Regions from separate parts of the Mus musculus genome. Here all the other regions are linked to region 3. A link is a loop called in an ENCODE intact Hi-C map of the cell type or tissue named here. Cell type or tissue: heart. All regions are shown on one strand. Region 1 holds the start of Srprb (signal recognition particle receptor, B subunit). Region 2 holds the start of Uba5 (ubiquitin-like modifier activating enzyme 5). Region 3 holds the start of Nphp3 (nephronophthisis 3 (adolescent)).

The links. A loop is a pair of places that touch in the nucleus more often than their neighbours do. Peaks named below come from ENCODE experiments on the same cell type or tissue, not always from the same donor. Only the 100,000 strongest peaks of a DNase experiment are listed, where the experiment ranks them.
Region 1: a loop joins it to region 3, with 6 times the contacts of the local background. A loop is called at or near these places in 5 of 42 quality-filtered maps.
Region 2: a loop joins it to region 3, with 8 times the contacts of the local background. A loop is called at or near these places in 6 of 42 quality-filtered maps.

What each region holds. Positions count from the first base shown.
Region 1 is chr9:103,198,296-103,206,295 of GRCm38, reverse strand. It overlaps Srprb (signal recognition particle receptor, B subunit), which reads left to right and starts at 4,231. Exons shown (of 7, transcript NM_009275.4): 1 at 4,231-4,384; 2 at 4,915-5,009; 3 at 7,430-7,507. The coding sequence starts at 4,237. In heart, no CTCF peak of the experiment used is centred here; a DNase peak (open chromatin) is centred at 4,165; H3K4me3 peaks cover 1,484 bases; H3K27ac peaks cover 1,000 bases.
Region 2 is chr9:104,059,717-104,067,716 of GRCm38, reverse strand. Uba5 (ubiquitin-like modifier activating enzyme 5) reads left to right here and starts at 4,596. Exons shown (of 12, transcript NM_025692.3): 1 at 4,596-4,925; 2 at 7,278-7,323; 3 at 7,410-7,499. The coding sequence starts at 4,771. Acad11 (acyl-Coenzyme A dehydrogenase family, member 11) reads right to left here and starts at 3,993. Exons shown (of 20, transcript NM_175324.4): 1 at 3,814-3,993. The coding sequence starts at 3,956. In heart, no CTCF peak of the experiment used is centred here; DNase peaks (open chromatin) are centred at 4,076 and 4,616; H3K4me3 peaks cover 2,486 bases; H3K27ac peaks cover 1,584 bases.
Region 3 is chr9:103,999,756-104,007,755 of GRCm38, reverse strand. Nphp3 (nephronophthisis 3 (adolescent)) reads right to left here and starts at 5,212. Exons shown (of 27, transcript NM_028721.3): 1 at 4,595-5,212; 2 at 2,917-3,042; 3 at 2,150-2,300. The coding sequence starts at 4,975. Gm33054 (predicted gene, 33054) reads left to right here and starts at 5,397. Exons shown (of 2, transcript NR_168653.1): 1 at 5,397-5,454; 2 at 5,722-5,996. In heart, CTCF peaks have their summits at 4,527 (motif pointing left) and 5,608; a DNase peak (open chromatin) is centred at 5,225; H3K4me3 peaks cover 2,712 bases; H3K27ac peaks cover 2,168 bases.

The DNA.
Region 1 (8,000 bases), 800 kb after region 3:
AACAAACAGACAAACCTAGAGGGAGCATCCATAACAGGACTTTCTAGGGCCCATCAACAGTACGATGACACAGCAACTTTTTTTTGGTTTTTCGAGACAGGGTTTCTCTGTGTAGCCCTGGCTGCCCTGGAACTCACTTTGTAGAGCAGGCTGGCCTCGAACTCAGAAATCCATCTGCCTCTGCCTCCCGAGTGCTGGGATTAAAGGCGTGCTTCACCACTGCCTGCCTCAAAACTTTTTTTCTGTGCCTCACATATACTAGGCAAGCCGCTCTTAGAATTTAGAGATGACTCAGCACTTATGAACATATGCCACTTTTGTAGAGGGTGTGGGGGATTCAGATCCTGGCATCTACACTATTGCAACCACCTGAAATTCAAACTCATGGGATCCAACACCTTCCTTTGGACTCTCTGGGTACTGCACTCACAGGCACAAAGTCATCCAGACACACATGCCCATACGTACATGCATAATTAAAACAAAATATTTTTAAAAATTTAAGTTATACTTTTTTTATAAAAAAGTATTGAAGACCCGAGGAGGGCCAGAGAAGCGGCTCAGCATCTGAGAGCATTTACAAACCTCAGGACTCACATGAGAGCCCACAGCCTGCACCCTCACATGTACAGACTCACACACACACCCCCCACGCCTACACATACATGCATCATTAAAATAAAATATTTACAAATCTCTCTAATTCCATTTCCAGAGGATCCAATGCCTCTTCTGACCTCTGTGGGTCCCTAAACCCACAAATGGTGCATGCGAACATCCGTATTTGTGTGTGTGTGCATTTTAAGACACGTTCTCATTTTATCCAAACTGGCCTCGAACTTGCTGTGCAGCCAATGATGCCCTTGAGCTCCTGACCCTTCTGCCTTCACCTCCCGAGTACTTAGGATTTCAGGGTTCATTACCACCCGTTCTTTTTTTGTTTAACTTAAGAAACCTTTATGCTGTCTTCCATAATGGCTGTAGTAAGCTACATTCCCACCAACAGTGTAACAGATTTCCCTTTCCTCTCAGCACTGTTTGGTATATTTCTGACTTTTTTAATAGTGACTATCTTAATGAGTATCAGGTAGTATCTCATAGCAGTTTCCATTTTCATTTTCTCACTGGCTAAAGACATTAAGCACACTTCACATTCCTCCTGATAGTTTGCAACATGTGGGAAAAAATGTCTCTTCAAGTCATTTTTTAAATATTAATTTTTATTTTGTGTATGTGTTTGTATACATATAGGTACGCAATTTTCTTTTTACATATGATGACAACAATCTTTCGTCCAACAACTTTTTTTTTGTTAGAAAGGATGGTTGTGAATAGCCCTGGGGCTAATTATATTTGATATTAATTCCATTCTCCTGTGAGGGGCTGCGAACAAGGAATGAGTCAGCACTCAGGTGATTTCCTGTAAACCTGCTTCCCACCTTAATTTGTAAAATAAAGAAGAGCTGATGATTGGGCAGATAAAAGGGAAGGTGGAGTGAAAGGTGGGAGAGAGAAGAAGAAAATGGAAGAGGGAGAGGACGTAGAGGAGGAGGAAGAAGAAAAGCAGAGCAGAAGCACATGGCCTGGAGAAACTGCAAGTTCTAAGGGGTCTCATAGATGTGGAAGATGGTAGTGTAGTGGTAGATCTGCCCAACCTAGGTGCACAGCATGTATTCATATTAACTGTGTTGTGTTTTCATCGCCGGGGTATATTTGGGATGGAGATTTACCAAAACAAAGGATGATACAAAATCTCACACTATGTAGCCAAGGAATTTACTGTGTAGGTTAGGCTGTGTTGTGGTTTGAATGAGAACATCTCCATAGCTTCATACATTTGAACGCTTGGTCCCCAGTTGGTGAAACTGTTTGGGAAGGATTAGGAGGTGTGGCCTTGTTGGAGGAGGTGTGTCACTGGAGTGAGCTTTGAAGTTTTGAACACCCACACCAGGCCCAGTTTCTTATTCTCTGCCTCTGAATCAGGATGTAGGCTCTTAGCTACTGTGTCAGTGCCATGCCTGCCTGCTGCCACATCCCCTACTGCGACACTCATGAACTCAGCCTCTGAAATATAAGGAAGCTCTCGATTAAATGCTTTCTATGCTTTCTTCTGCCAGGCGGTGGTGGTGCATGCCTTTAATCCCAGCACTCGGGAGGCAGAGGCAGGTGGATTTCTGAGTTCGAGGCCAGCCTGGTCTACGGAGTGAGTTCCAGGGCAGCCAGGGCTACACAGAGAAACCCTGTCTCAAAAAAACAAACAAACAAAAAAGCTCCCAATTAAATGCTTTCTTCTGTATTGGTCATGGTGTCTTTTCACAGTAATAGAACAACAGCAACTATATATTTTATAGTCATTACAACCTACATATTTTAACTTCTAAATATCTCAGAAATTTTACCCTGTATTTCACACTTTCAGTGTTTGTTTGTTTATTTATTTATTTAATGTATGTGAGCACACTGTAGCTGTCTGCAGACACACCAGAAGAGGGCATCAGATCCCATTACAGATGGCTGTGAGCCACCTGATGTGGTTGCTGGGAACTGAACTCAGGACCTCTGGAAGAGCAACCAGTGCTCTTAACCACTGAGCCATCTCTCTAGCCCCGGATTTCACACTTTTATCCTGTGTTAGACTCCAAGTATCTTTTGCCTAAATACGACAAGAGACTCCCATTGATTCCCCCAGCCTCAGTCTTTTCTCTCTCCAGTCACAGTTCTCCACAGATCTGCCAATTATCCATGTCACCTTCAGCTTATTGTTATACTATGAGTAAACTCTGAGTTCTTCAGCATAGCACACAAAACCACTCCCAGGTCTGATTCCTACAAACTTTTCCAGCTGCCTTTCTGCCACTTTTGCTTCCATGGACAATCTAATCATTCTTATACATAGCCTGTAGCCAGCGACTCAGTATCTGGCGATGGTAAGGCCAACGGAGTGGCCCTCTCGAGTGGGCTTCTTCTCACCTGCCCTCTGCCTTTTGAGGATGTATGGAAATCGAAATCACATTGCGAACCTTCCAAACTCAAACTTTAACATCTTTGTTTCATTTCCTACCCAATCACTCACTGCCACACTAGAGAGGAAGGGAATGTCTCATTTCCTCTCTTCCTGGTACCTGCAGGAGTTGGGGTTTTATGTGGCAGTGCGACATTTTAATGAATTTGTTTAGCCTTTAAGTGACATCGACTTTTCCTGTCATCTCCCAGGCAGACCTGTACTTAAATACTTTAAAATAATGACAGCTACTTAATGACAGAGGCTGCAAATGGCCCTCGAGGCTTGGCCACTTCTGACTCGCAGAGATATTTTTAAATTGAAGCTCACATTTTTTTTTAAATGTTTCGATTACCCGATGAAATCTTAAGTAGAAGAGTTCCCATGAAGATCTTTTATAAATAAGTCCTCTTGAGAAACTGAAAAATGTTGTCTACTCTGGGCCTCTCAAATGGCCTACCTGGTTGAGTAGGCCTGCTTCCTTTGGGTGGGAATGATCAATCTATCGTCGACACCTCCACATCCTCCCGAGCACTGATTTTCCTGATTGCTTTTTAAAATGCAGTCATTTTTTTCCGTGCTGGACGTGTCAATGCAGGACACAGAATTCCCGAGTTTCCCACATGTCATTGGCTTTTACTCAAGCTTCTCTTCCGTGCGTCTTTTTCTGTTTTCTTTAGTTGCCGGTATAGGTTAATGCATCCTCCAAGATTCAGGTCCATCTCTAGCTACTTTTCTCTGACCTCATAAAGGACTTGATGTGTCTTTGTGGATTCTCTGTGACTCCATCACATCTTCGGTCACATCATACTGTGGTAAAATCTCTCATAAATTTCATCCCATGTAACGGCCGAGTAGAAATCCTCACCCTCAAATGAAGTTTTGTAGCCGTTAATTTTGCTAAAAGTCATCATTCTTTCAAAAATCGAAATGAAATGGGAGTAGAGGGGTGGGTTTGACCAAAAGACATCATATTCATTTATGAAATTCTCCAAAGATAAAAAATTAAAATGCAAAGAAAAAAAATTCCACAAAGCTATACATGTCTCAAAGCATGCCGATATGAATACACTCGCTAACTGGGTTGTAGAAACCAAAAAACTCCAACTCCCATCAGGCACTTAGCCGAGATACCCCTAAGGGACTACAACTCCCGTGATGCCCCGCGCCCCACCACGGCGTGGAGCCTAGAGCCACGTAACTTTGGCGGCCCGGGAAGACTACACACCTCTTTCATGGCTTCGGCGAACACCCGGCGAGTTGGCGATGGCGCCGGTGGCGCCTTCCAGCCTTACCTCGACTCCTTACGACAGGAGCTGCAGCAGAGGGATCCGACGCTGCTCTCCGTGGCGGTGGCTCTCCTGGCGGTGCTGCTGACGCTGGGTGAGGCGGCCGGCATTCACGGCGAGGGCAGGGTGGCTCGGCGCCGCAGGCCAGGGAGGCGGACGGCTGCGTTCCCTCTTCTACTACTCGTCTTCCAGACCCAGCAGTGTGGAAAGGGGACGCTGAAGTGACCTGGGTCTTGGGACAGGACTTACATGAGGCGGCCCTGTGCGCTTGAGCGCTGCGGCCGCCATCGTTCATTCCAACTTTGAGCCACTTGTGTCTGAACTGGGCTCTGAGATACTGGGGTACTAAGGTAGAGTAGAAATCCACCAATCAAATGTAGCAAGCCACTAATTTTTCCCAGATCCATCATTCTGTGTATACTTTTAGTCTCCACATTTGGATGAGGGAAATAGACGTGAAAAGGTTTACAGTTGATAGTGGCTGGCGCTCCGTGAGTTCCTAACAAAACTGACTCTAATCCGTGTGACAATGAAAGTAGTCCAGATGGACGCTTTGTTTTTTTGTCGTAAATGCCTACTAATAATGTCTTTAGAAAATGAAGGCTGCCTTTCTCTTCTCTGCAGTGTTCTGGAAGTTCATCTGGAGCCGAAAGAGCAGTCAGAGAGCTGTTCTCTTCGTTGGTCTCTGTGACTCTGGGAAAACGTTGCTGTTTGTCAGGGTAATGCTTTGATTTTCACCTCGGTTAGACTTAAGAGGGATGGGTAAGGCATTTCCGTAGCCCTGTCATCTTGCAGTTTATTTGGTACAGCAAGTTTAGGACATGTTTTTAAAAATATTTTTTTTTCTTTTTAATTATATGTATGTGTGTGGGTATATGCACATGAGTGCCTGTACCTGTAGAGGCCAGATGTGTCAGATTTTGTAGAGTCGGTCTTCAAAGCTGCCTGATGTGGGTGCTGGGAATTGAATTCAGGTCCCTTTGCTAGAAGCAGGATGGGATCTTATCCAACTTAGTTGAGTCTCCAGCCCTGGGAGTTAATTCTTTTTTTTTTTTTAAGATTTATTTATTATTATATCTAAGTACACTGTAGCTGTCTTCAGATGCACCAGAAGAGGGAGTCAGATCTCATTACAGATGGTTGTGAGCCACCATGTGGTTGCTGGGATTTGAACTCAGGACCTTCGGAAGAGCAGTCGGTGCTCTTAACCACTGAGCTATCTCTCCAGCCCCCTGGGAGTTATATAAAAAAGACTCTAGGAAAACCTGTAAAAACACACACACACACACACACACACACACATACACACACGATGCTGTTAGAATACGTGGTCTGGGGATGGGGAGGTGACTCAGTCTGTTTTCTTGCCTGGCAAAAAAATGAGGGTCTGAGTTTGGATCGGTGGCACATACGTGAAAGCCAGGTCCAGAAGTTCTTGTCAGCAATCCCAGGGCCTAGGAGGTATGGATCCCTGGAATTCCTTGGCTCACCACCACCCATGCTAGTTGGTTTTCTCCCCGGGTTCAGTGAGAGACCACAGCCTCACAAAAGGTGGCTGGCTGTGTGGTGGTGGTCCATGCCTTTAAAGCCAACACTTGGGAGGCAGAAGTAGGAGGATCTCTTCAAGTTTGAGGCCAGCTTGGTCTGTAGAATGAGTTCCAGGACAGCCAGAGCTGCACAGAGAAACCCTATGTCAGGGAAAAAAAAAAAAAAAAAAAAGCAAAAACAGTAAATAAATAAGGTGGAGAAAGATTAAGGACTCCCGACATCAACCAACCTTCAGTGTACATACACCTGTTAAAAAATGCATTACCAGTTTCTTGGGCTACTCAGAATATAATGGTTATGGACATACATTTTTTTGTTTGTTTGTTTGATTTTGTTTTTTTCCAGACAGGGTTTCTCTGTATAGCCCTGGCTGTCCTGGAACTCACTCTGTAGACCAGGCTGGTCTTGAACTCAGAAATCCACCTGCCTCTGCCTCCTAAGTGCTGGGATTAAAGGCCTGTGCCACCACTGCCTGGATAGACATATATTCTTAAGTGTAGCTTGCGTTCTTATTCTTTCTTTAAACAATCAATAAAGGATAAAGGAAGCCCAATAACTTTTGCTGATTTCTGTGACTTAAAATAGTCCCAGCATGGCTAGTTCTGAGCAATCCAGCATTATCACAATCATGACAAAAATTACCCTCCTTCGACAGTCTTAAGCTAGAGAGGCCTCCCTTTACTAACACTTAGTTTTATGTAAGCCAGTGTATTTTAACTGAACATGTTTTACTATGGAGAATTTACCCTCTTCCTTTGGAGGGTATAAATAATAATAATAGTAGTAGTAGTAGTAGTAATAGCTATTATTATTTTAATTGTGTGTGTGTGTTCATTCATGTGTGTAAGGGCTGGTACGTGTGAGCCTTGGCACATCTGTGGAGGTCAGAGGACCAGAAGTGTTGGTCTTCTCTCATTGCTGTGCCAGGCAAGCTAGTATGAATTTCTGGAGATTGTCCTGTCTCCCTCCCATTTTCCCCATAGGAGTACTGGGCTTGTGAATGTGTGTACTACTAGATCTGGGTTTATGTGGGTTCAGAGGGGCTGAACTTAGGTCATCAAGGTTACACAGGAAGTGTTATGTCCACTGAACATCTCCTGAGGCCTTGAGTTGGTTTTGGTGCCTAAAATCTTTACAGGTCAGTAATTTGGCCCCTTGCTGTTGTTTAAAAATAATACTAATAATGTTGGGCCCAGGGTGCCACTTTCTGATGGCACTGCAAAAAGAAGGAATAAAGCTTGTAATTAATTATTATTATTATTTGGTTTTTCGAGACAGGGTTTCTCTGTGTAGCCCTGGCTGTCCTGGAACTCACTCTGTAGACCAGGCTGGCCTCGAACTCAAAAATCCGCCTGCCTCTGCTTCCCGAGTGCTGGGATTAAAGGCGTGTGCCATCACTGCCCGGCTGTAATTAATCACTATTCTACAAGTTAAAAATAAAGCAGTATGATCGTTTTCAGCTGTTTCAAGTAGCATTCGTTCATTTGACCTTACTCTCCACAGAATGAAAATGTCATTTTTTACATTGCATTCAGTGTTATTGTAACTCGCTTACCCTGATTTGTCTGTCTTGGTTTTGTTTTGTTTACAGTTGCTAACTGGCCAGTACAGAGACACACAGACTTCCATTACCGATAGTTCTGCCATATACAAAGTCAACAATAACAGGGTAAGAGGTATCTGGAATGTTCTAGAATCTGACACTCTTCTTTACTAAGTTCTACTGTCATGTGTGTTGCTGACCCAAAGCAACTTGGGGAGGAAAGGATTTAATCTGTTTACACTCCCGGGATGTAGTTCATTGTTAAGGGAATTCAGGGCAGGGTCCTGGCAGCAGAAGCCATGCAGAAATGCTGCTTGCTGGTTCACTCTTCAGTTCACTTAGCTAGATTTCTTCATAGCTCCGGACTACCTGCCTAAACATGGCGCCTCCCACATTGGACTCAAGAAAATGACCCATAGACATGCACACAGGCCAGTCTCATGGAGGGACTTCTGTTGAGGCTTCTCTTGCATGGCTGGAAGCTGTGTCAAGTTAACAAAGCTTACTGGGGCACTGTGGCTTGTCAAGGAAGAACCTTCTTGGATGGAGTAGTCTGAAGATGTAGGTACCTTTTGTGTAGCTTCATTTTACGTAGAACATATTCTGTATAACAAACAGA
Region 2 (8,000 bases), 60 kb before region 3:
GCATGCATTTATTCAACTTGCCACATCTCCTCATTCTTAACAAATAAAATGGAGGTATTGGAACAGTCCATGTGTGTCTGAATAACTAAGAACATCCATTTTATCCACATGTAGAGTGACCTTGAGCAAGTGTTTATTCTGCCTAGATCTCAATTTCCTCATCTGAAAATAAATGCTTCTAAATGGGAAAAAAAAAGGAAAATATTTCTGAGGCAAGAGACACACATATCTTTCTGATCTCAGTTTTACAGGATAATGTCAAGTGTTGGTAAATGGTTACTATACAGACCTATACCTTAATAAGACTTAATGTTTCATATCCTAACCAATGCTGGGGATTATATATATGTGTATATATATATATGTGTACATATATGCATATATTTATGTGTATATGTGTGTATGCATACACATAATACATATATGTATTTACACATACACACCTACACACACATATAGTGTGTGCACATGTGTGAACATGCATACCACCATATGCATAAGGAAATTAGAGAACAATTTTGTGAAGTTGTTCAAGGACAACTTTGAGCTTCTAATATTATTACCTCTATCTCCCAAGTGCTAAAATGACACATACCATCACAAACTATTCCTGGTTTATATGGCCCTGGGGATTGACCCTAGTTTCATGCATGCTTGGGGGCACTCCACTTACTGAGGCAGGCCCACAGCCTGCTTGGCAATTTCCTTACAGAAAGTTGTATTTCATAGGGGTAATTATTCCACCACAGGCTCATGTCATCTTTTACCTGTGGATCTTCCAATTTCCCCCAAGTTGGTTCTAAGTGTAAGCACTGTCAAATAAGTTCTACGGGTATTTTGTGAACTCTCTATCTCATTAACATATCTGTCATTTTAATTCAGATTTTGCCACGGCACTCTGGTTGAGTCAGCCTGTCGGGCAGGGATGCCTAAAAGCTGCTCATGAAGCAAAAAGAGTTTCACAGAAACTCGCTCCTGGAGTCTGACGTGCTCTCTAAATTTTCCATTCCCACGTTAGTCTAGTGGATGGATCCACGTGCTCTCTTTATTATAAGTGCCTTTTAAGATTGAATTCTGACATAGCTAAAGCCTTCCGCCAGTGTTCCAACAGTCCTAGAACGTCCTTGAGCTAGACAGTGACATTCAGAATAGCCTCTGGTATTACACTATCAATAAAAGCCAAGTGCTCCCATATACAGGAATTTACAATGGTTTAGGAAGTAGATCGGGCTGTGGTTTTAGAGTATTGCATTATTCATGAGATGGTTAGCTAGAACGGAACTCCCTAGTTAGAACCATGACTTGGGTGTGAAAGCCCTAGCCCTAAGAGAGTAAAGACCTCACACCTGGCTTCTAAGACTATAGCTGAGTTACACCCATACACACGTATTTACAACGGCCTAAGGGGAAGGTGGACTATACAATAGACTAAAATAGGAACTATGGCAAGGGCATGAAGCCCTTGACCCTGGCTTCTAAGATTAAGTGAATCTTAGGTGGAGCCCTTTTTGATCCCAGTTGTTAACAATGAATTCTATCCTAGGTGGTTCTCGTTAGACCTTTTGTGTTTGCATTCTTCTGTTTTATGTAAGATTCCGGTTACCTCATTTGTACCTTGCGAATATGTCACCCAACTTCCTTATTGTCTTCTGCATAAAAAGTCTGATGCTCGATTTGAAAAATACATGCAGATTCCACACGACCTCTCCTGTGTGTGTCTGTCTGTCAATTCATCCTACGCTTTGTCCACCCGTGACTAGAGACCTGTTCAGACAAAGGGGCCCAGAGGGTCTTCGACAAGATTTCCCACTCAGTTTTTTTGTTTGTTTGTTTTGTTTGGAATGTTTCTGTTAACCTTTTGGTTTCACATAAAATTTAGAAGCAGGTTTTTTCAAATTAGAGAAAAAAACCAGAATTTTGATTAACATTGCTTTGAATCTATAGATCAGTTGGAACAAAGAGCAAAATTTTTCAATCCTGACTTTTCCTGCTCATGTATGTGACTTCTAAGGTTCTTTAAAAACTGCTAATGAGGTTTTTTTTTATGTTCTATACAAAGGTCTTGAACACCTTCTATTAGGTAATGTTTTGGGATGTTTTTATTAGAGCTTTTGGGTGTCATTTTTCAACTGTTGCTAAGATATAGAAATGCAAGTGATTTGTACTCTTAAGTTTAACAAACTATTACCTATGTTGCTCTTGGCTTTTCAACACACAAAACAAGTCGTTTCTGGATAGCATTTCTTTGCTGTTTTAATCCTATTAAAAAGTTGCATTTATATTGTCAAAATGTGTGTTTTCCCCCTTTATATTTATTTATTTGGTGGCACACGTGTGGGGGTCAGAGGACAACATGCAGGATCTGTCTCTCTCTTTCCACAATGTAGTTTCCAGGGGGTTGTCTCAGGTTGTCAGGCTCAGCAGCAGGTGCCTTTACCTGATAAGCCATAGAACTGGTCTAAACTTTTAAAAGATTCCTTTGAGATTTTTGTGGCCTTACTATTTCTCTCTCTTTCTATCTATCTACTTTTATTTTTATAATTTTTCATATGTCCTGAAAATGAATGTGTTTTCTCTGTTGAATATGTACATCTATGTTAAATCAAGATTATATAACATTCCTGGAAAAATAGTGTTTGAAACCAAGGATTGCTACATAGCCCAGACTGGCCTCAAATTCACAATCATTTTTCCTCAGCCTCCAATCTCCAGGGATCTTTAGATTGTTGGGATTAAAGCCATGTAGCCCTAGGTTTGACTTCAGAAGTACTTTTTTTTGTATCACAACTAATTTCATGTATTGAGCATGATTTTGGTGAACATCAACTTAATTCAGAATTATTTTAAGTCTGCACAGGACCACAGTAATGTGAACATATATAACCTTTATCTGAAAGCAGGACAATAAGCTGGCCAAATTCCACAGAGTGAACTAATCACTGAAATGTGAACTTTGACCTGCTTCAGTCTGTTTACAACACAAAGTATTAAGTTTAGAAGTGTCAACTATTACTTATTCCACCTCTCCACGGATATTTCAATGCTTAAGTCCTTTCACCTAAATCACTTCATTTCTTTATCAAGACTAATGGATACAGGCAAATATTACAGGAAAGGAACTTTGATCTCTGAATTTATGTTACAGTTAAATCCCCAGATAGAAAGGCCAGGCACAGTTTACTGAAACCATATGAAATGGTTTTATACTGGAACTGTATAAAAGTAAAAAAAAAACAAAAATCAAAAACCAAACAAAAAATACCCTCTCTATTTACAAAACACCAGACTAAAACCAGATTCACTTGTCAGTGGGGAAAGGTATTCTTGGAGTCACCTCCTCCCGTTTAATTCCCTTGCTTCAAGAACTTAGGCCTTAAGTGGTGCTAAAAACAGTGAAGTGGAATGTCTAGAATCGAATTGGTATATTTTAGCTGGTATTATTAACCTAGCCCCAGGTGACTAAGGTCAATTAAACAAAATGGCACCAGCCCCTCAGAAACTGATCTTTAGATTGTAGCACAGAAGGTCACAGAAGATATCTATTAGGAATTCAAGAGTGTTCAGCCGCAACACTCTCGGTGAATTAGACACATAATTTTAGTCCTTAACAAGACTGCACTGCATAATGGATACTGCACCTCTGCTCCTGCCCTCTAATTCAGACTAGCCTGGGATTCGAGTACAAATTATCCAGGAAGCATCCTTGCAGGGAAAGAAATCCCGACCGGGCAAATGAGACACCCACCCAGGGCCAAAGGAAGCGAAGCACCAAGCACAGACATGTTCCCAGGAGGCAAAGGCTATGGTTGATACCTGTATTGAGTAACAGTCAGCACAGCCCGGGAATCTGACCCAAAGCCCGGCAAGTGCTGATTCAGGTAGGCCTCCAGGGACCTGAGGTCGAACTTGTGCTGGGGTAGCACTTCCACGGTGTCACTGGTGACATCCGTCTCCATGACCGCCACTGTTGTCACCGAGGAATCCACAGACTGTACGGAGGTTGCGCCAAGGCAGAAAGGAGACCGGCACTTGGGGGGGGGGGGGGGGGGGCGTGGTCGGGCGGGGCTTAGGAGAAGCCAATCACCGGGACTCTGGGCAGTGTTGCTGCAAAGCCATGTGGGAGGCGGAGTCTGGGACTCGGAGTCTGGTGGAGAAATAAAAGAATTGCCTGTTGTGGGACCAGACTTAGAATTTACCCTCAGCGTCAGAGCTGGAGTCCTCAGTCTTATAGAAAAACAAGGTCGCAAACGTGACTCTGGCGAATGAAGACAAACAGCTGTCACCCTAGACTAAGGACGCGCCAGCGGAAGACCTGTGCGGTCCGTGCAAGAAGAGAGTCCGCCAGAACCTTGAGCCTGCATTAAAAGACCCTGGTGTTTCTCATGGCCTCCTAGATAGGAAAGACGGAATGGCCGTCGACTTGATCTGGACACATATGATGCTGGCTCTGCTGAGACCTGGGTCTTGGTTCTAGAGAAGAAAGCTAAGTGTTTTGAGGAGTGTTTTTATTTATTATTATTATTTTTTTTTTTTTTTTACCGAGCGGAGCGATGGCGGCGGCGCACCGGAAGTGGCACGCCGGAAGCCCGGTGGGCGTGCCGGAGACGTGTCTTACTGGGAGCCTTGGAGCCGCTTCGCCGGTGTCTGGACCTGGAAGGCTGTGTCTGTTCCTCCTGCGCTTCGTGGGCCCAGCGAGGCAGCGTGGGGAGGCGGCGACGACGGCGACGGCGGCGGTCCGGCCTGGGATCGGAGGCCACCGGGAGCCCAGCCATGGCCGACTCGGTGGAGCGGCTGCGACAGCGGGTTGAGGAGCTGGAGCAGGAACTCGCCCGGGAGAGAACCCGGCGCTCTGGAGGGGACGGCCACTGCGGCCGGACCCGCATCCAGGAGATGAGCGACGAGGTGTTGGATTCCAATCCCTACAGGTGATCCATGACGGGGCGGGCAGGGCCACGCTCCGCGCGAGGGATTCAGCCGGCCTCCTGCCGCTCCTTTCCTGCTGTGGAGGTCCAGTTCCCAGATGGGCAAGGCCATGTCTTATGCTAGTCAGAAGATATTCTTCACCAAGCGAGTTGGCTCACGATTCATCGTAGCATTCGGGAGGGTGAGGTAGAGGGGGTTGTCGTGAGGTCCAGGTCAGTCTGGGCTACAGGAGTTGTAGGCCACTTTGGGCTGTGTAGTGAGACCCCTTTTTTTCTGCAAGGAAGGAAAATAACATTTTATTAAAAAAAAACAAACAATCCAAGCCATCCATCCATATGGTGGAGCTCTTCTGCCTGCTGTCCTGTACCCAGTTTCCTGTCACCATTATCTTTATTAGTCTACCTGGCTCTGCATCGGCTGATGCATAGAAAGCTCTGTCAGAGTATAATATCTCATGTAAAGTCGCCGAGGATAGAGCACCGTTTCCTAAATGCCTCTTGGTGTAACTTAGATGGAGCAGGGTGAGGGAGAGTTAGTTACTAGGGTGCTCACGAATATCCCTGAATATTGGCTTTGCCAGGGCTCCTGACCCCTCCTCTTTGCTCTCCTTAAATGGGCTTAGAAGATTGAGTGGCTTCACTTCTCAGCTTACTGAGTAGTCAGTAACTTAGAACGGTTTCTAACAGCTGCTGAACTTCTGGGTGAGATTGTTCCCTGTAAGTGGGGCCACAGGAACGCCTGTTTCCGCCATAGTTCTGAAGACTGAAGCAGTTTATGTGCAGTTCTTAGAACAGCAGTCGTGCATGGCAAACCTCGTAGACGACCACAGTCGGCAGCATGCTGTTAGACCTCCCGTTACATGTATGTTTCTTCTCACCACGGTCCTAGGGGATTGCTGATCATTTTCTCTCATCCTGGAGGTGAGAAAAGTGTAGGGAGCTATTTTAGATGGACTGCAGTATACAATAGAATCTGTGGCATTAGGTCCCTCCCCAGCAAGTCTCTAAGGCTATAAGCAGTGAGGCTAAAACCTGGGTAGTTTTAAACGTAGGTAAAGTTCCAGAAAGAGGACTCTGTGGGCTATGGGTCTAGAGACACTCTTGGGTGGTGAAGTTGGTAACGCCTGCATGTGAGTGTACGTAGACATTTCTGAGAACTGCTGGAGTTAGGTTGAGTGAGTGCAAACATGTAGGAGATTAGGCATAAGGAAGATGCAGTTGCTGCCTGAGGAGTCAAGGTTGTGAAAGAAGGGGAACTGCTAAAATACCCACCCAGCAGTGAACAGTTAGGATCTAATCAAAAGGACAATGGCTACTGAGACAGGAAGTGTTTGTGCATCTGTGATGGACATTTAAGAGTGAAGACTTCAGAAGACTGAGAAGCAAGAAGTGAAAATACTAGAATAGTGTGTGCAGCTCTAAATAGGGTCACATAGGGTTAAAGTGGAGAGGCGGGGTTAACCAGAGGGCTGCTGACAGATGTCTAACAACCACAGGTCCATGTGTGCAGTAAAGATCAAACACACAAAAACTTTAATGTGTTATATAGGTATATACCACAGTGTGCACGTGTGCACACATAAATACACACTTATACACAATAATAGAGCAGATGAGTACTGCTTCTTAGAATCCTTGGCAGACAACAGATATTCCCCAATGCAGATATCCTTCCTTTTGGGCAGAGGCCGTGAGCTTATTTCATTGTCTTTATATACTAACAAAACAAGGGAAAACAATGCCATTTCCCTTTGATCTTTACCATTTAAACCATTAGGTGTAGACCTTGACTACACGTTAAGATAAAGAAGGTATTTTAGAAGAACAATACAGTTTCACAGGTAACACGAGAATTCATGGTTTTAAACCTAGTGATTTACCTAGCAAAAGGTAGCTTTTGAGTTCAGCTAGTCATCAGATTTGCTGTGTTTCCCAGGCTGGCTGTGAATTCCTAATCCTCCTGCCTCAGCCTCTAAAGTGCTAGGATTACAGATACATGCCACCATGTCCACCTAGATTCCACCTCTTTTGAAGTAGTAATGATTGAGTTTTGGTGATTGTTTCCTTTGATGGAGCCTGTCTATACATATCACTGTTAGCTGAAAGATTGCAAGCTTAGGCTGGAGAGCACTGGCTGCTCTTCACAGGACCCAGGTTTGATCCCCAGCACCGACGTGGCAGTTCATGCATAACTCTAGTCCCAGGTGATCTGCCACCCGCCTCTGGCCTCTGTAGCCACTGCATATGTATACCTGCAGTACTGCATGTATATACCTGCAACTCACCCATCCGCATGAAAATAAAGATGAATAACAAGAATGCAAATGCTCTAAATTTGTTTTGTTTTCCTTTAAGCCGTCTGATGGCATTGAAACGGATGGGAATTGTCAGTGACTATAAGGTATGATGACCTTGATTTCGGGAAATGAGACTAATTTCTAGTGACAAATCTAACAGTATTAACAGGTACCGTTTTGTGTTTCACAGAAAATCCGTACCTACGCTGTAGCAATAGTAGGTGTTGGTGGAGTTGGTAGTGTGACTGCTGAAATGCTGACAAGATGTGGCATTGGTAAGGTAAAAAGATTTCTCTTTGCCTGTCCAGTAGGAAACTGTTCACTCCGGGAGCAAATCAGGTACAGAGTAGCACTCTATTGCCTAATCAGTGGTTATGGTTTCTGTTATATTTGGGTAGCTTGCTCTTCTCTAGAGGCCGAGTCATAACTTTCTCCAGACAAAGGCTCATATTATTACTAATTCAACAAAGGGTACTTAATTGTGTCCAGAAACTTTGGTTTAGGGCAGTGTAATGTGTAAGTAATTTGGAATTATTTTAGATATAGAATCTGTTAGAAATGGTTCTGGGGTCACTCCCAAAATACCACGTTATCTGTAGCATTTTAGCAAGGCACAAAGTTTACTTCTGCAGGAGGGTGCATAGCCACGCCAAGTCAAGCAGGCAAGCTCACACAGTGGGGATTCTGTTGGGTTTTTACTCCTGATGTAAGGGCTCCCGTGCCCCACTGTGAGTGGTCAGAGTTCAGCCTCACACTCTGCACAGTTAGCTAACTCAAAATG
Region 3 (8,000 bases):
TGGAGTGCAATTGGTAGAAGGAGAGAATTGCTTCTCACAGATTAGCTTCTGATGTCCACATACATGCACTCCTACCCACATGCACACATACATATACACAAAATAAATAAATTAATAAATTTATTTAAAAAATCAAAATCAGGGACTTTAAAGGCAACACAAACAATTCTAAAAATCTACCTGCAATTGGACATGTATGTATCAATTAAAATGAGAAGGGACTTTTCTTTTCTTCATGAGACTTAGCTCTCTTGGAACTCACTATGTAGACCAGGCTGGCCGCAAATGCACACAGATCTACCTGCCGCTACCTCCTGATTGCTGAGATTCACAGGGGATAGCATTCTTCCCGGCTTATGAAGGGACTTTGAAGGTAGCCGATCAACAGGGCACTGATACCTTGTGTCCTTCAGGTTTAAATCAATGTACCAAGGAGAAAGACCAAAAAGGGAGCATCGACTTGTTTCTGTTAACTTGCCAAGACAACTACAGTAGCTTTGATGCATCTGAGCAACCAAAATGGAAGCAATCCATCCGGCTCTGTGGCAGCAGGAGGGACTTTCGCAGCTGCTCTTGGCCAGTCAGAATCATTGCATCTTTTTCTCAAATGTTAGTAGTAAGAGTCCCAAGATGGTGGCCACAATGCAATGAGAATATAATGAAAACTAGGGGGGAACTGCCAGTTGCTGTATCTTTCTCCCAACAACATCCCTTTGTAAGACTAGAACCCAACCCTTATAAATAGGAGGGCTACAGCAATTTCTCCTTATACCTACAAGAAGCGTTTCCTTTATCTCATATTAACACCGTTGACTTTTTTTTCTTGAAACATGGAGAATGCCTTCAATTCTTGATTTTTTAATCACCTTTTAATAGAAAAGTGTTTTATATGTTTATTATAAAACCAAAGCTTTTTGAGTGACTCACTGAACTAGGTTGGAAACAGTGAGACCACAATTGTTACAAAGTTGCATAGATGACATCACTATATGGGAAACAATCTGTGGACAATATAACTCCATGATGCCTAGCTCCCCTTCCCACCTTAGGTGACACACTTTAGCTGACACACATCTACCTATCTATTGATTACCCTTTGCAGTCTAGGTTGGGCTTTGGCCAGAGCCATTTGAGCAGAGGGAATTGTATTTCAGATTGTGCCTTCAAGAAAAGCAGGGTGTTTGTCTACCTGTGATGCTATTTTTTTAAATAGTTTTCCAAATGTGTGTGCATGCGCATAGGCATGGACCTGTGGTTGCCCTCGTGTGGAGGTCAGAGGATGGCTTCAGGAATCAGCTGTCTCCTGCAGCTTTGTGGGGGCTCAGGATACAACTCAAGGTCATCAGGCCTGGGTGAAAGTGCCCCTCACCCTGTAGCTACCTCACAGGTTAATCTTGACTGTTAAATTGATAGGGATCTCTAGACTAGGCTAATTGAGATAGCAACACCCACCCTAAAAGTGACCTGTTCCATGACAGGTTGGGGGTCCCAAACTGTATGTATGGAGAGGGGAAAGCAAGCTGAGCACAGGATCCTCGTTTCCTAACTGTAAAGGCAATGGGATCCGCTGCCTCATGCTCTTGCTGCTGTGACAGCCTTGCAGTGACGGGTGTGGCCTTTGAACCGTGAGCGGAAACGAGACCTTTCTTCTTAAGTAGTTTGTTGCCAAGCAGTTTGTCACAGCAACAAGAAAAAACAGCATGCACACTGTACCTTCTTTTTTCCTTTGGAGAAAAATGGAGAATAGGTACTTTGGGTGGGGTGAGGGGGTGAAAGAGACAGACAGCACAGAGAGAGACAGAGAGACAGAGAGACAGAGAGATACAGAGAGAGACACACAAACACAGACAGAGAGACAGATAGAAAGACACAGAGAGACAAGAGAAAGAGCTCACACATGAGTGTGAACATGCATGCAAGCACCCCATGGACTAGGATGGATGGCAGAATACAATAACAAGAGAAAATGTTGCTCCTGACATCATACACTTAGAGGAGATGATGTCCTGACAGCTGAGAGAGACACAGAAGGTCTCCCATTTGTAAGAGCAGAGTAAGCACTAATCCTGCACACAGAGAGCAAAAGGATGACTGACCATCTCGAGCATCCATACAGCTCTGTGGAAAGTGGGACACGAAATGAGCTCACCAGTGACATCTGTGCAGTTGTCATCCGAGTCAGACTCCCCAGGGTCGAACACTTGGATCCCCTGAGCCTGCAGCCTCTGAAGTTTGCTCTCCAACTCTCGCTTGGCCCTCAGTAAGTCCTGAATTTCATTTTCTTTGGTTTCCCTAAAAATCTTTTTAAAAGGTAGAGTTTAATTTTGAAACGTTTTTTCCGTAATCACAGAATTGTGCCACCAAGTTTTCAGGGGGGGGGGTAAAAACATTTATTCATAAAGTCAAAATACATTTGGTTCTCAGTCTCCTCATCTGTAACAGAAATACTTCTTCGGACCCTCATTTTATTGTTCGCAGTGGAACCTGCTGGAAGTCTGACAGCATGGGTGTGTGTGACATGGGACACATTTGTTTCCCTCATACCAAATGCGAAACAAAATATCCCCAAACATTTCCAAAAGTTTGGTAGGTCTAGCTCTACGAGCTTCACAGCTGTTACTTGATTTATCTATGTTCCGCAAAATATCAGATGAAAAAAAGTTTTTTTGGTTGCTGTTTTTTTTTTTTGTTTTTTAAATCAAGACAGGGTCTCATTATGAAGTTTGGGCTGTTCTGGACCTCACTCTTTAGACCAGGCTGGCCTCAAACTCACAGAGATCTGTCTGTCTCTGCATCCAGAGTCCTGGGCGTAAAGGTATATGCCACCACACTTGGCTCTAAACACTTTTGAAAACTAGCTTTTAGTCTATGTCACTTAGGGGAGGGTGGGGATGGGAAGAAATATCAAGAATTTACCTTGAATTGCCTTTTAACCCTGTCTCTGTCATGTTCAAATGTGACCGCTCTCTCCATGGCTTGGTATTTTGCTTCTAACGCACCCTCTTTTTCCCGAAGTATCTTCTGGTAAGTTTTCTGAAGTGCCTGCAATGATTCACCTTGTTATCACCTAACAAAAACGGCCTTTCGTTCACATTTTACATTTTTACATACATGTTTACGTATGTTGGGATCTCTACTCTCTCTACTCACTCTCTTATCAATTACCAGGCACTTCTATGGTGTCAACGATTTCAAGCAAGATAGAAAAAAATGCAAACATTTTTGAATCCTAGTAAACAGGTTCTTCAGCAATGAGCTCTCAACGGAAATTAATGCTTTTTCTTTGAAATACTGCACCAGCACTAGGATTTTTCTATGCTTTGGGTTTTTAAGAGAATAAGACACGCAATTTGTAAGGTTTAGCTTGAAGAATAGTACGTATGAAGGTTCCTGTGCTCCTTGGCATTATATATTAATCATTTTACTCTTCTCCTGAGCCATTCACCGTCTGGATCCATCAGAGGCCTCCAGTAAATGTCAACATGGCTGAATGAAATAAATGTGAGGGAGTTTTCTCACGATGATGCAGGTAAGAAAGGAACAACAGGTTTCACAGGGAATTGGAACTGCTGATCTGTGATCTGTGACATCTGTCTGTCAGTCCTCCCTGCACTGGCCTCTTTATCCTGCTAACCCCTTCTCCCTGCAATTCACATGGTTCTTAGTGGGCAGTGGTGCACATACATGACATCATACACGAGGGACACGCAAGTCCACTTTATAAGGGCAAGCACATTGGTCTCCCAGTAGAAAGTGAGGCGAGCAGGGAGCTGAGGGTGAGAACAGCTTCCCAGATAATATGCTAATAGCCCAGCAGATTCTGAAGGGCTTCATAGCTTATGGGAATGATGCCCTACTAGAAGGAAGGAGCCTTCTTTTACAAAAAAATCTGTGATGTTTATTTAAGTTCTGATGTGCCGGGAGCTCTTGGGCTGTCAGAGATCCCTCTCACAGAAAAGAAAGGTATAAACAAATGACCACCAGAGAGGCTCCGAACCCACGGCATATAGTCCCATATTTTTACTCCGAGAAGTTCTGCTTTACCTAGTATCCGAATGAATCAAAGGCGATCTGTTATAAGGCCTACAATAGCATTGCAGTAACTGTTTAGTCCATTAACTAAATGGACTAAGAGAGTTTGAGTACTCTCAGGGAAGACTTTTAATCACAACAGTTAAAAACCATAAAATCAGGAGGTTTCCAGAAAAATTCCTATCGTATCATTAAACCCCAGAATCTGCCGAACTTCGCGAAGAAAACTAACCCAAGAACTCCATTTTGGAGATACCTAAAACCGGGAGGAGTTTGTGTGTAGTTGCTCTGAGAAATTTTTCGACTTCAGGACTTGGGTTGATTCAACGTGTCTTAATGAATGAACCGTAAATTGAAAGGGGCAGGGGAAGATGCTGATAAGAAATTAGTTTACACTCAAATAATGATTCCACATAAAGGAGGAGCAGCTTTTGCACAATTTAGAAAACAACTTGGTTTGTAGCTGGGGTAGGATGGTGGTGCCACCAAGCGGCTGAGCGGTGCGCTCGGGTCTCAGTTTCCTCAGAGCCTCCCGCTTGCGACGCTCTCGGTCCCGCGTTACCTGCAGCTCCGCCCGCAGCCGCTTGTTCTCCGTGTCCAGCTTGGCCTCTCGGCGGCCCATGGACAGCAACTCCTGGTTCTTGCTGACCCGGAAGATCTCATACTCTTTCTTGAGCCGCTCGAACTCGGCCGCCGCATACTCTAGCTCGGGCACAGACGAGCCGGTGGACTTGAAGCTGGCGCCCAGCAGCCCGCCGCCCCCTGCCGCGCGAGGCAGCGACCCGGGCCCGGCTCCCGCGCCCCTGCGGAACGAGCTGCGCAGCAGGCGGGCCTTGGGTTTCACTTCCACCGGGATCTCGCAGGCCTCGCCGCCGCCTGCCCCGTACGTGTCCTCGATCACCTCCCCGCCAGTGGGACTCACCAGCGACGAGGCTGTGCCCATGATGCCCGCGGCCGGCTGAGGCTGAGAGTCGGCTGGGTGCCAGGAGGAGGCGGGACCAGGAGGGCGGGGCCTGTCAAGCGGGGCGGAGCGCCGCAGGGAGAAACCAAAATCAGAGAGGAGCGTGGCCAGGAGCAGGGAGGTGGCCGGGGCGTGGCCAGGCCTTAAGGGCGGGGCCTAGATGGTGGGGCGAGGTGCTGTAGAGGAGAGGGCGGAGTTTGGAGGGAAGAGCGGAGCAGTAAGTGAGCCGGGCCTGGTGATTGGGGAGAAGGGCGTAACGTGGCAACTAGAGGGGCGTGGTGTTGAAGAAGAGTGGCCGTCTTGAGAAGGGGCGGAGCCATACTTTCGGGGCGTGGCCGAGCAAGCTGGGGATGTTAAGGCTAACAGAGAGGGGTGGGACGTAGCAGCGAGAGGAGGTGTGGTCAGTTGAGAAGAGCAGTGCCCAGAGAGAGTGTCGGGCCAGATTTTAGGGTCGTAGCCCGGTAAGTGGGGCGTAAGGCAGCAGCAGAAGAAAGAGAAAACCAGTCAGAGAGTCGGAGAGGTGGTCCTGGCTGGACAACGAGAGGGGGAGTGGCCAGGAGTCCTGTGGGGCGGAGCCAGGCTTTGGGGGCGTGACCAGACACGCGGGGGCGTGCTCTTCTGAATGAGACCAGTAGAGGAGCTGGACAAGGGAGGGTTGAGAGAAATGAGACTCGGGAGGAGAGGAATGGGTATCACGGAGCTGGCGGCCCTGAGAACTTGCTTTGCAGGAGCAGGCGGCAGGACTGAGCTGGGCAAGCTGGGCGGTACCAGGAGATCCGGACATCCAGAAGGGAAGGTTCCAGACTAGGCCCAAACCTACAAGCTCTGCTCCCTCTGCGTGAACTTTGTCTCAGTGAGCAAGAACTAGATCACATACCCATCTGCCCCCGCTCTGCCGCAACTGTTTCTGTGGTCCTGACTAAAGGGCTCTTTTCTGGAGGCAGTTCAGTGCCTAGTGTGTCTCTCAGGAAACATGTAATAAATAATGCCAGCCAGGAAAGAACTTCGAAGCATCACCACTTGAACCCCCCCACCCCCGCGACCCTTCTCTCCCCCCACCCCCATCCTTGATAAGCTCAGGTTTTATAACGCCTGGCGATAAGGATGCCAGGGACCCTATTCTAGACGGAAGAAAATTGTTAAGTACAGGGTTTGCAGGAAGGGAACGCGTGCTACTGTTCCAAGTTGTCCTTGGTCTGCTAACTTATCTTCCTGCCCATCCCAGATTGGTACCCCAGGTTAGAGGGGACAGAAAAGTGAGCAGTGGCTTTGACTCAACACTGTTGTGAGCTGGGTGCTGGTAATCTTTATACTTGCCCTTTTCTTAGGCAGTCTCCGAATGCCAGCCACTCTCTCTGCCATCATCCTCATTACCGGGAGCCTCATTACCCAAGGGGGATATAATCTTATTCCAGTGCTTGCTTACTCCATCCCCAGCTGTAAGAAATCTGGTAGCATTTTAAGCATCAGTCCATGCAGAGCCTCCTTGGGCTGACCTAAGATAGTCTTTGGTGGCTCACTCCATCCACAGGCATCCCTAGGATTCTTGGAAAGCCAACTCTGAGATGTAGATAAGCAAGCAAGATGTCTACCAGAGAATGCTGGGTAGGTACCTGGGGCAAGGCAGGGGAATCAGTGCAAGGTTGCTCTGTGCAGCATTCCCAGCAAAGACCTCAGCCAACCCTGCAGAGACTTTTGAAGCTGGGACGGCCCTGGGGAGTTGTCCTAAGTTACCTTGGAGCTAGAACTTCAAACTTTTACTTAATCTAGCCATCTGCTCTCTTTAGCCGGTGGAGACTGATGGCTGAGAATAGTCTGCTGTCAGCACTGTCATGGCTGACATCCAATCTTTCACCCTTCATATCTATCACAAAGCAAACAGCCTTTCCTCCAAGGAACTCTGGGAATGCTGGTCCGTTTTAACTCCCACCCCACCCCCACAAATGCCCTGAACTCCTTCCCTCAAATTAGCTGGTCGTGTTTTCTCTGACCTCTTAGACACCCTTCTAGCCTTTGGACTCTCCTAAGTTGAAGGATTACATATTGATTTCTCCAGTTAGTACCATGAGATCCAAAGGGAAACATTTGCTCTATCAGAGTACCCAAAAGACTGCCCTAGGTTCTCAAAGCCTTTCTAGCTGCTGATTTCTGAGGTCTGTTCCTTCAGAGATTTGAGGACCATTCTCTAGATTTTCCTTCCTTCTCTTCTCTTCTCTTCTCTTCTCTTCTCTTCTCTTCTCTTCTCTTCTCTTCTCTCCTCTCCTCTCCTCTCCTCTCCTCTCCTCTCCTCTCCTCTCCTCTCCCCTCCCCTCCCCTCCCCTCCCCTCCCCTCCCCTCCCCTCCCCTCCCCTCCCCTCCCCTCCCCCTCCTCTCTCCTCTCCCCTCCCCCCTCCCCTCCCCTCGAAACAATCTCCTGCAGCCCAGACTGGTCTCAACCTTTCTTTGTAGCTAAGGATGACCTTAGACTTCTGGTCCTCCTGTGGGCACTACCATCCTACTTGCTGGGGTCCCAGAGTGAGTTCACAGGAGAAAGCCACTGGTCCACCTGGGCTCATCTCTCTGTTTCCTAGCTACAGATGAAATGTGAGCAGCCTTCTCATAGTCTGGCCACAAGGCCTTCCTGCTGAGAGGGGCTGTACTCTCAAATTTTGAGCCAAAATAAACCCTTCCTTCTTCCCTCCCTTCCACCCCACCCTCCCCCTCCCTTCCATCCCCTCCCTCCCCCTCCCTTTCACTCTTTCCCCCTTCCTTCCACCCCATCCATCCCTCTCCCTTCCACCCCACCCCCCTCCCTTCCACCCCATCTCTCCTCCTCCCTTTTACTCTCTCCCCCTCCCTTCCACCCCACCCCTCCCTTCCACTCCTCTCCCTCCCCCTCCCTTCCACCCTATCTCTCCCCCTCCCTTTCACTCTCTCCTCCTCCCTTCCACCCCTCCCTCCCCCTCCCTTTCACTCTCTCCTCCTCCCTTCCACTCCATCCCTCCTCCTCCTTTTCACTTCCTCCCTC